Regions from separate parts of the Homo sapiens genome. Here region 2 is linked to region 1. A link is a contact called in ENCODE Hi-C or POLR2A ChIA-PET data. All regions are on one chromosome and are shown on one strand. The core of a region is the stretch at or near the end of the contact, and the rest is flanking DNA. Distances in the headings are between cores, read along the strand shown.

Region 1 (5,243 bases), core at 735-3,234:
ATCTCTCCTGGGCTGGCCTCTTCTCAGAATGGAGGGCTCAGCTGGAGAGTCAGCTCCTAGCAGCCTTCCCTGACCCCTCCGCAAAGGAGTTCATCTCCCCAAGACTCAGTCCCTCTCTATGCCATTACTGGTTTTGCTTTCTTGTAGTTAACACTATTTCCGTGGAATATACTGACCCTTTCCAGCCTCCACTGACTATAGTGTGAACTTTCTGAGAGTCATTGGGCCTTACTGTCATCATCACTGCCGTATCCCAGTACCTAGAAGGGTGTCTGGCACCTGGGGATGTTCAGTCATTATCTATTGGATGGGTGGATGGTACTTGGGTTTGGATGGAGTGAGGAAGAAGATGACTTGGAGAGACAAGTTGAGCCAAGAGGACGAGTTGGCCTTTTCTTTCTTCAGCTTTCCTCTTCACATATGCCCCTGAGGGGAGATCGCTGGAGAAAGAGGCAGCCCACTGTCCCTGTCCCTGGAAACACCTTCACCAACAATGGGCTGATATTCTCCCTACGCTGGGCCAGGCAGATGGAGTCTCCTTCAGCCGAGATGTTTCTGGGGCAGAAGATGCACCTCTGCCACCATCCTTTACTTAAACCGGAAGACTCCCAGCCCCTGTGAACAAGTCCGTCGGAAGTTCTCTGTCTGCATGGGGCTAGAACCCAGGGAACCCCAGGCTGGAAAAAGTGGGTGGGCCCACATGGCTTGCAGAACTTTAAAAGTAAGTGACACAGGTGGGAACAGGCTGAAGGAGCTAGGTTTCTGTTTTTTTTGTTTTGTTTTGTTTTGTTTGAGATAGTCTCGCTCTTGTCATACAGGCTGGAGTGCAGTGGCGCGATCTTGGCTCACTGCAACCTCTGCTTCCCGGGATCAAGCAATTCTCTTGCCTCAGCCTCCCAAGTAGCTGGGATTACATGTGCCTGCCACCCTACCCAGCTAATTTTTTGTATTTTTAGTAGAGATGGGGTTTCACCATGTTGGCCAGGGTGGTCTCGAACTCCTGACCTCAGGTGATCCACCTGCCTCGGCCTCCCAAAGTGCTGGGATTACAGGCGCGAGCCACTGCGCCTCGCCTTCTTTTTTTTTTTTTTGGATGGAGTCTTGCTCTTGTCGCCCAGGCTGGAGTGCAGTGGAGCAATTTCGGCTCACTGCAACCTCCACCTTCCGGGTTCAAGCTATTCTCCTGCCTCAGCCTCCTGCGTAGCTGTGATTACAGGTGCCTGCCACCACGCCCAGCTAATTTTTGTATTTTTAGTAGAGACGGGGTTTCACCATGTTGGCCAGGCTGGTCTCGAACTCCTGACCTCAGGTGATCCACCCTCCTCAGCCTCCCAAAGTGCTGGGATTACAGGTGTGAGCCACCGTGACCTGCCAGGGTACAAATTTTCTTTTTTTTTTTTTTTTAGACGGAGTCTCGCTCTGTCGCCCAGGCTGGAGTGCAGTGGCACGATCTCGGCTCACTGCAACCTCTGCCCCTCCAGGTTTAAGCAATTCTCTGCCTCAGCCTCTGGAGTAGCTGGGATTACAGGCATGCGCCACCACGCCTGGATAATTTTTTTGTATTTTTAGTAGAGACGGGGTTTCACCATCTTGGCCAGGCTGGTCTTGAACTCCTGACCTCGTGATCCACCCGCCTTGGCCTCCCAAAGTGCTGGGATTACAGGCGTGTGCCACTGCGCCTGGCCATGGATACATATTTTCTAACTCATTCTCCTGGTTTCAGCGTTTTGTGTTTTTGGGTGTTAGGCTTGCTAGAATTGTAACCTTTGCCTTCCTGGAACAGAAAGCTCCAACTTTGTGTGTAATTTTACTGAAGTGGACCCACTCCTCAGAAAACAAAAAGAGAAAAACCCCAGGGGAATTAGGATACACACATATTGCAAAAGCCTCTGTGGTCAAGTGTGCGGGATTTCCAGAGGAAATGAAAGTCAGGACCAGCAAGAATATCAGACCAGCTGGCCAGAGCCCACCTCCATGGCTAGTCTTGCCCTGCAGCCAAGAACAAGCTTACTTCCTCTGAGTCAGCTCATAAGCCCTCCTTGGACCACAACCCTGGGCTGCATGTCAGTGCCACTGCCATGGTGGGTCCCCTGAGAGTCTAGGAGGCCTTAGAAAGATTCCGAGGCCTGGCCATGCATGGATTTTGCTCTTAAAAAATGTCTCTCAGCTGGGCGCAGTGGCTCACACCTGTAATCCCAGCACTTTGGGAGGCCAAGGCAGGCAGATCACAAGGCCAGGAGATCGAGACCAGCCTGGCGAACGTGGTGAAACCCTATCTCTACTAAAAATACAAAAATTAGCTGGGCATGGTGGTAGCATGTGCCTGTAGTCCCAGCCACTCGGGAGGTTGAGGCAGGAGAATCGCTTGAACCTGGGAAGCGGAGGTTACAGTGAGCCGAGATCGTGCCACTGCACTCCAGCCTGGCAACAGAGCGAGACTCCGTCTCAAAACAAACAAACAAAAAAATGTCTCTCTCCTCTCTTTCAAATGAGCAGCTGCCCGAGAACCCACAGGAATGGATGGAAGGATAGAAAAAGGCAGAAAAGACACCCGCGGGACACTTTGGAAGCCAGTGCCATCTCTCTGTTCTCTAACAGTGCTAAGAAAGGATGGGCCTGTGGGTAATCATTCTGATCAAAAGCCAAGGCAGCAGCTGGACTGTGCCTCCAAACTGTTCTGGAGGAAGAAAATATGCAAAGAAAGATGTTATTCAGGGCTGCAAGCAGCCTCCCTCTTCTGCTCAATCTCCCTCTTTCTCTCTGAAATTCTTCCCACCCACGGGTGCCAGCTTTTTCTGTCCCATGATGTCGGGGGTTGGGACGGGGGATGGGAGAACTGACTGCCTGACTCCACCTGACCAGCTGCCTGCAATCTGTAGGTCGTGGAGTATAGGAGATCCAGACTGTTCCCCAGACACCAACTGCCAGCCTTTAAGTGTCCTCCATTTGCTACCACCCAGGGGACCAAGGGTTTTTCTCTCCCACAAACCATATAATTGGACTCACAGCCTTTTTCTTTTAGGAGAGCTTACTGAGGGGTTGATAGGAAGGGCACTGACAAGATGGGGGGCTACCAGCTTCCCCAGGGGAAGTGACTCCTAGGCCAAGACTTTACAGCGTGAATTTGTGTTTCTCTGACTTGGACAGTTGGTTAAGATTAAAAAGGAGAAGCCATTTTTCAGCGTGTGGATGGCCACCTCCCCAGAAGAGTTTCTCTTCTGGGAATAAAATAGGAACCAAGGGGCTTGATGCAGTGGCTCACGCCTGTAATCCCAGCACTTTGGGAGGCTGAGGCAGGTGGATCACCTGAGGTCAGGAGTTCAAGGCAAGCCTGGCCAATATGGTGAAACCCCGTCTCTACTAAAAATACAAAAAATTGGCCGGGCACAGTGGCTCACGCCTGTAATGCCAGCCCTTCGGAAGGCCGAGGCGGGTGGTTCACGAGGTCAGGAGATCGAGACCATCCTGGCTAACATGGTGAAGCCCCGTCTCTATTAAAAACACAAAAAATTAGCTGGGCATGGTGGTGGGCGCCTATAGTCCCAGTTACTTGGGAGGCTGAGGCAGAGGAATGGTGTGAACCCGGGAGGCGGAGCTTGCAGTGAGCAGAGATCTCACCACTGCACTCCAACCTGGGCAACAAAGCAAGACTGGGTCTCAAAAAAAAAAAAAATTAGGCGGCTGTGATGGCACGCACCCATAGTCCCAGCTACTTGGGAGGCTGAGGCAGGAGAACTGCTTGAACCCGGGAGATGGAGGTTGCAGTGAGTCGAGATCGTGCCACTGCTCTCCAGCCTGGGCGACGAGCGAGACTTCGTCTCCAAAGAAAAAGGAACCAAGGTCATACCAATGTTCAAAGTTCAGATAAGGCTGAATGTGGTGCTTATGCCTATACTCCCAGCTGCTTGGGAGGCTGAGGTAAAGGGATCGCTTGATCCCGGGAGACTGAGTCTACAGTGAGCTGCAATCATGCCACTGCCCTCCAGCTTGGGCAACAGAATGAGACCCAGTCTCAAAAAAAAAAAAAATTTAGATAAGATATTTTGACTGAAAATCTATCATGAACCCCAAATATTCTGCCCAGGCCAATGTAGTCCAGGGAGAAGAGTGTTTTGCTTTATTAAATTTGTTTCTCTAAAGAGTTGGACCTGTGTTCATTTGCCTCTTTCTCCAATGCCTTAGAAATTAATGGTGTAGATCAATGAGGTACAACTTAGAGTCTAGAAATAAACCTATACACGTAAGGTCAATTAACTTTCAAAAAGGGTGCCACAGGCCAGGCACGGTGACTCACGCCTGTCATCCCAGCACTTTGGGAGACTGAGAAGGGTGGATCACCTGAGATCAGGAGTTTGAGACCAGCCTGGCCAACATGGTGAAAGCCCATCTCTACTAAAAATACAAAAATTATTCGGTGTGGTGGCAGGTGCCTGTAATTCCAGCTACTTGGGAGGCTGAGCAGGAGAATCATTTGAACCCGAGAGGTGGAGTCTGCAGTGAGCCGAGAATGCGCCACTGCACCCCAGCCTGGGTGACAGAGCGAGATTTCATCTAAAAAAAAAAAAAAAGTTGGAGGGGCCACAGTCATTCAATAAATGGAGCTGGAACAGGCTGGAACAACTGGATATCCATGTTCAAAAGAAAGAAGTTGGACCCTTACCTCATACTATGTACAAAATTTACTCAAAATGGATCAAATATCTAAATGTAAGAGCTAAAAACTACCAAACTCATAGAAGAAAACATAGGGCTAAGTCTTCATGACCTTGGATTTGGCTATGGATTCTTAGATATGACACCAAAAGCACAAGCAAGTAACAAAAGAAAAAGTGGACTTCATTGGTATCTAAAACTTTTGTGCATCAAAGACCACTATCATGAAAGTGAAGCAATAACCCAAAAATGGGAAAAATATTTGCAAGTCATATATCTGATAAGAGTCTAGGATCCAGAATACGTAAAGAACTGTTAGAACTCAACAATTCAAAAAACAAACAAACAAATGAGCAAAGGACTTGATTGTACATTTCTCCGCAAAAGATCTGCAAATGGTCAATAAACATGGTCCTCAACATCATCAGTCATTAGGGAAATGCAAATAAAAATCACAATGAGGGCTGGATGTGGCGGCTCATGCCTGTAATCCCAGCACATTGGGAGGCTGAGGTGGGCAGGTCACAAGGTCAAAAGATCCAGACCATTCTGGCCAACATGGTGAAACCCCGTCTCTACTAAAAATACAA
Region 2 (5,243 bases), core at 1,540-4,039, 110 kb before region 1:
GTCTAAGACCTGGGCTTCCATGGTCCCCGCCTGTGCTTCCAGCAGACATCACCAATCAATCCTGCCACTGTCCCACTGAGCAACAGGCAGCCTCGATGCTTTGCCTCTGAGCTGCAGGCTTCTGTGAGACTGGAGGTAACCATTGCTGGATGCAAGGAGACCCAGGGGAGGACCTGGCCAAGGTGCCACAGTGAGGCAGTGGGAGAGCCAGCCTTGGTGCCGTTCTTCCCAACAGCAGGCCACCAGCCACGGGGAGAGGGAGGCCTGGCTCATCCCCCAGTAACCCACAGCCCTCTGAATACTAAGGGAGGACTCAAATAGTCCTCCCCACAGCAAGTAAGTGGTGATGGCGGAGGTGGGGTGGCTTCAGGATTTGGGTTTAATCCCAAGCACGAGGGCGGGCAGGGAAAGGATTTGGTTTCATTCCTTCAGATGCCCAAGCCTTGGCCAGAGCCCCAGGGTGCAGGAGTGAGGGCGCGTGGCCACCCAGCCTGTACCAACAAAGCCTGCCTTTATTAAATAGAGATCGCGTTACATTCCATCCAAAGAAGGAAATCCGGACGTGGTGAGGGATGCGTCCAGGTGGGAGCTCCGAACGCTGGTCCTGAGTGGGCTCTGATGGGTGGGAGGGCCCAGGTCCTGCCTGCCCACCCAGGCCCCACATGCCAGGGCGCGTGTCTGCATGGCCACCCACAGCTGAAAACAGGCGTGGGTGATCTGAAGCCCTGTCTGTGTTCTACTGTGGCAGAAAGTGCCCCAGTCCTTCCAGCGGTTTTGGGAGCAGGGCCTCCAGGAGCACAGGGCTGAGACGGGGTGGGAGGGAAGGTGACAAGGGAGGCCTTTATGAAGGGGGAGGGAGGAAGGGGGAAAGGAAGGGAGGAAGCGGGGGAGGGGTCTTGACTCATCTTAACAAGGCTTTGGGGCAATTCTGTGCTATGGAGGCCCTGCCAGCCCCTCCTAGTAGTCCAATAGGGAGGCCACCGGGAACAAGGCACAGGATGGCCACAAGGGGGTGCTGCTGGCCCAGGGCTTGGCAGCTGGGGTGGAGGGTACCCTGGAGATCCAGCCACCCAGAACAGTCCCTTTCTGAAGACAAGCCAGCAACAAGGCACCTGCAGGCAGTTCTGGGGACTGGGGAGGGGGCGCTGGCTGCCTCAGGTGTCCCCTCCCAAGGGCTGAGGCCCCCCGAGTATGGATCCGAGCTCCCTGGTCTTTGGTGCTTTCTTGAAATCCTCCTGGTGGTGGCAGAACCCAGTGGGGAAGAGAGGGGGGTCTTGCCGTGAAGTCCAGGCCCGTCTGTCCCAGGATGGACGTGTGGTGCTGGCTCAGTGCTGCCTCCATGGCCTGTCTGTCCATCCATTCTGCCTCTGGCTCAGGGCTGGCTCCAGGCCCCCGTCTCCCTGTGTGTCGGCTTGTTCTGGGGTGGGTGTTTGCTCTGTCTCAGAGCTCCCCTTCAGGCCTGGGCCGCGCCCTAAGCCTCCTGGGGGAAGAAGCCGAGCTTGGCCAGTGACATCTCCTTCCGCAACCTCATGATCTCCCAGAACATGGGCTCTGCTGCAGGCAGAGAGAGGGTGAACAGGTCGGGGACAGCTCAGGGTCACCTCGGGCAGATGGCCAGGTCCCCTCCTGTGGCTTTGGACAGAGCAGCTGGCACAGCACCCTAGGGTCCCCGGCCCCCAAAACAGATGACCTCAGTGAGTGGCTGGACCTCTCTGAGGCTCCACTCTTGAGCCTTGGAAACTGCTGAGTGCCGACCACACCCGAGGGATCTGTTTGCACTACACTGACGGCCACCCCCACAGCCCGACGCAGACAAGCAGGTACACGCTGTCACATGCCACAGCGGTGGTCCAGACCTGGGAACTACATTAGACAAGGCACAGATGCCTCCCTGGGGTCTCACAAGGACCCTGCGCAGTGAGGCGGGGACCACAGCGGCCATCCAGGGACCTAGCAGGTGTCAACACCCAGCATGCCTTGGCCTTGGCCTCCAAGAGGACTTGACCCCCAGGATGGAGAGGAGATAGCTCCTTACTCAGAGGGTCGGGCCAGACTGGTTCAGGAGAAGACTCAGCAGCGAGCAAAGGTTGGTGGAGGAGCGGGGAGCCAGGCCTTGCAGAATGGGCTGTGGGGGGAGGGGGTGGAGGGAGGCCCTGTCCAGCATGGAGTGGAGTGGGAGCAAAGGCTGGAGGTGGGTGACCCTGTGTTCAGGTGACCAGGAGGAGGGGCCACCACCTCCAGGGCCAGGGAGAGATTCACAGGGGTGGCCCCCTTGTGCGGGGCCGGGAGAGGTTTGGGGACAGGAGAAAGACCAGCCGGACGGACTCAGGTACAGAGCTCAGCACCCAGGAAGTTTGTGAACGCTTTACTAAACCACAACCCTCCCCGCTCCCCAGCCTCCTAGCTGAGTCTTGCCTCCACTAGGGGCAGGTGGGCCCAGAGGGCACTTCCCCATCCAGCCCCACTCCCGTGTGCGATCCCTGCACCGGCCACCAGGGGGCGCTCACCGTCCTGCCGCACCAGGCCTTGCTGGATGTAGCGGATGTAGGTGAAGAAGTTGCACACTGCGGTGATCTGTGGGCAGAGGTGGGGACGGTGTGACCTGCCAGCCCCACGCTGGGGGTCCCCTGACAGGCGGATCTGAGTCCAGAGCAGGAGGCCCCAGGTCCCTGCAGAGCCAGGCAGTGCTCCCTGACTCAGCTGGGACTGGGCTTTCAAGTAGTAATCAACAACAGCATGACTAGCCCTGCTGTAATAGCAGCAGCAGCAGCAGCAGCCATTTCATCAAGCGCCTGCAGCGAACGGAGCAGACGCGCTTATTATTCCATCTTACATGGGGGAAAGCGGAGCCACCCGGGGAAAGCCGCTGACATCCATCACGGAGATGGCGGAGCTAATGAACCAGCATGCAGCAGAGCTGTGAGATGAACCGGGCAGGCTGTCCCGGAGTCTACACTCGCCCTCTCACAGGCCGGCTTGCTCCAGATGCTGGAGTTTTGGGCCAGCCAGGCCTCAGTCCAGTGCTACTGATAACACTGGGAAAGGAAAGGGGGTCAGAAGCCGCTCACCTGGGCTGCCCGGGGCCCCTGGGGCCTCAGGCCTGCTCCATGCCAGGCCCCGGGGACCCTGTGTTGGCTCAGACACTGCTATGAGGACTCACACCACGGAGAGGGTACTGTTGGTGCCTGGCCCAGGGCCCCTTCCCAGGCCCGGGCCCCATCTCCCAGCTGCTGAGAGTGGGGGCACTAATGGCTCAGAGGTGCCCCCCTCTGTACTCACTCCTCCTGTAGACCTCAGCCGATGACTGACTTGTGTGGAGATAGAAAGGACAGTCCCCTTGCCTCAGGGTGGAATCAACTCTGCTAAGAGCCCGGTGGATGGGGCTGAAGCTGGGCTGTAGCTAAGGCCACATCCTGGCTGGACTCCCCCGTCCCTTCCCTCATTCTCCTGGGAGCTGCACACAATCTCCAGGTGAGGCTCTGCCTCTTCGGAACCCAGCCTAAGACAGGGTGGAAGGTAGCCGGCGGCTGTGCCCGCCCGCAACAGCCCCTACTGAATGTCCAACACTCCTGGGGAGGGACATCAAGTGAGAGGGGCACCCGCAGGCTGGGGAGTGGAGAAGCTTCGGGGAGGGGCGGGACGGTGGTGGCCTGGCAAAGATAGGGAGGTGCGAGAGAGCGGGGCGAGGTCGGGGGACCAGCCCGTCGTGGCAGGGACACCGCTGCACAGGGAGGGTTGAGGAGAGGCTGCGGCAGGAGGGTGGGGCAGGGCAGAGCTCAGGACAGGAGCAGGGACAGTGGATGCCCACAGAGGCTCATGAGCAGGGAGTAGCAGGGAGGGGGCTTTCCCTCTCCAGGGAGTGTGCTAGGGAGAAAACACTTCTCCCTGTGGACCCCACATGTCTTGGTCTTTCAGGGCAGGGACCACATCCTAAAACTTCAGACCCTCCTCACCTCATCTCCCACCCCCAGCTTCATCCAGTGCAGCAGGACACCCAGGCCAGGGACTTAAAGTGCTAGAGGTGACATTGTTGAGCACGGGAACATCTTTTGTGGGGCCTGCTGTTGAGCCATGGTTGGGCCTGGAAAGCGGTGATGGAGATAAGTGGCCACTGAACAAGGCTCAGTGGGCACAAATCCACAGGGTAGGGGCTGCAGTGGACTCAGAGCCAGGATCCCAGGTCTCGGTGTGTGGCCCTGAACACACCCCTTTCCTCTGCCAAGGCTCAGCCTCCCTTTTGGTAAATGGGTGCTCAGCACACCGCTGGGAGGACTCACGCTCGGATGCCTTGTGGAGTTCATCAAGGACAGTATAGTCTGCTGCCAGCAAAGGGACCATTTGTCCCCTTTAGACCTGCTCCCCTGCGAGGAGCCTCTAGCAGGCCTGAGATGGTTCCTCAAGCTGTGTCACTGGAAACGTGTTTCCAAACATGTTCTCTTGTTCCCCTCAATCCTCTTAAGAGTCAACAGAGGGACAGAGGAAGAGGAATCCCTGTCCTCAATCCCCAGCTTGGTGAGAACCCCTGTCCTGGTCTGGGTCACTCGGCAGGGGAGGGTGGGAGCTGGGATTCCTAGAGGCCCCTTGGCACTCACGGCCGACTTAAGGCTGGTGCACCAGACGCACCGCTGAACCTTTTCCAAAGCTTCGGCCAGCACCTGAGTCTGGGCGTCAGGAGCCCCGCACTCTAACTGGAACTCTAGCATCACTCCTGGATTAGGTGACATTGAATGACAGAGGGGGGCGATGTCATCCCATGACATTTCATACATAAGGCTGCATCTCAGCCGACTGGAGAGTGGCCCTCCTGATGGCTCTGAAGTCAGCTGCCCTGTGCAACAAGGCCCTGTGGCAGGGGACTGCGGGTGTCCTCTAGAAGCTGAGGGTGTCCCCTTGCCAGCAGCCAGCAAGAAAATAGGGGCCTCAGTCCTTCAAACACAAGGAACTGAATGCTGCCAACAATGTGAGTTTTGAGGAGGACCCTGACTTCCAGAAAGGAACACAGTCTGCTGACAGCTTACTGCGACCTTGCAAGTCCCTGAGCAGAGAATCCAGTAAGTAAGTAGTGCTTAGACTCCAACATGGGGAACTGCGCTATTTTAAGCTACCAGGTTGATAGTAATTTGTTACACCGTAATAGCAAACCACTGCCCTTGGCTTGGCTGTGTGGCCCGAGTCAGTCTCTGCGCCTCTCTGAGCCTGTACCCTGCTCTGTAAATCAAGATGTAAGGCTGGGCGTGGTGGCT

Evidence for each region. A loop is a pair of places that touch in the nucleus more often than their neighbours do. ChIA-PET counts read pairs that join two places held with the same protein, here RNA polymerase II (POLR2A). Pooled maps may share reads with other maps.
Region 2: a loop to region 1 is called in a map of endothelial cell of hepatic sinusoid, with 5 times the contacts of the local background. The contact joins two enhancer-like sites. A Hi-C loop is called at or near these places in 1 of 168 maps with a recorded cell type or tissue (endothelial cell of hepatic sinusoid) and 2 of 50 pooled maps. POLR2A ChIA-PET finds 5 or more read pairs at or near these places in 5 of 52 experiments (WTC11, activated CD4-positive, alpha-beta T cell, activated CD8-positive, alpha-beta memory T cell and 1 more).

Annotation. Positions count from the first base shown.
Region 1 is chr11:62,002,752-62,007,994 of GRCh38, forward strand. No RefSeq gene overlaps it. Among named protein-coding and RNA genes, the nearest start is that of FTH1, 38 kb to the left of the region's middle. Within about 2 kb of position 1,985, at least 11 of the 41 ENCODE cell types and tissues checked have a DNase peak (open chromatin) inside an H3K27ac peak, as active enhancers do.
Region 2 is chr11:61,896,807-61,902,049 of GRCh38, forward strand. RAB3IL1 (RAB3A interacting protein like 1) reads right to left here. Exons shown (of 10, transcript NM_013401.4): 9 at 2,508-2,574; 10 at 495-1,554. The coding sequence ends at 1,472. Among named protein-coding and RNA genes, the nearest start is that of FADS3, 7.9 kb to the left of the region's middle. RefSeq lists a silencer at 2,213-2,262 and enhancers at 2,613-2,662, 2,630-3,601, 2,713-2,782. Within about 2 kb of position 2,790, at least 10 of the 41 ENCODE cell types and tissues checked have a DNase peak (open chromatin) inside an H3K27ac peak, as active enhancers do.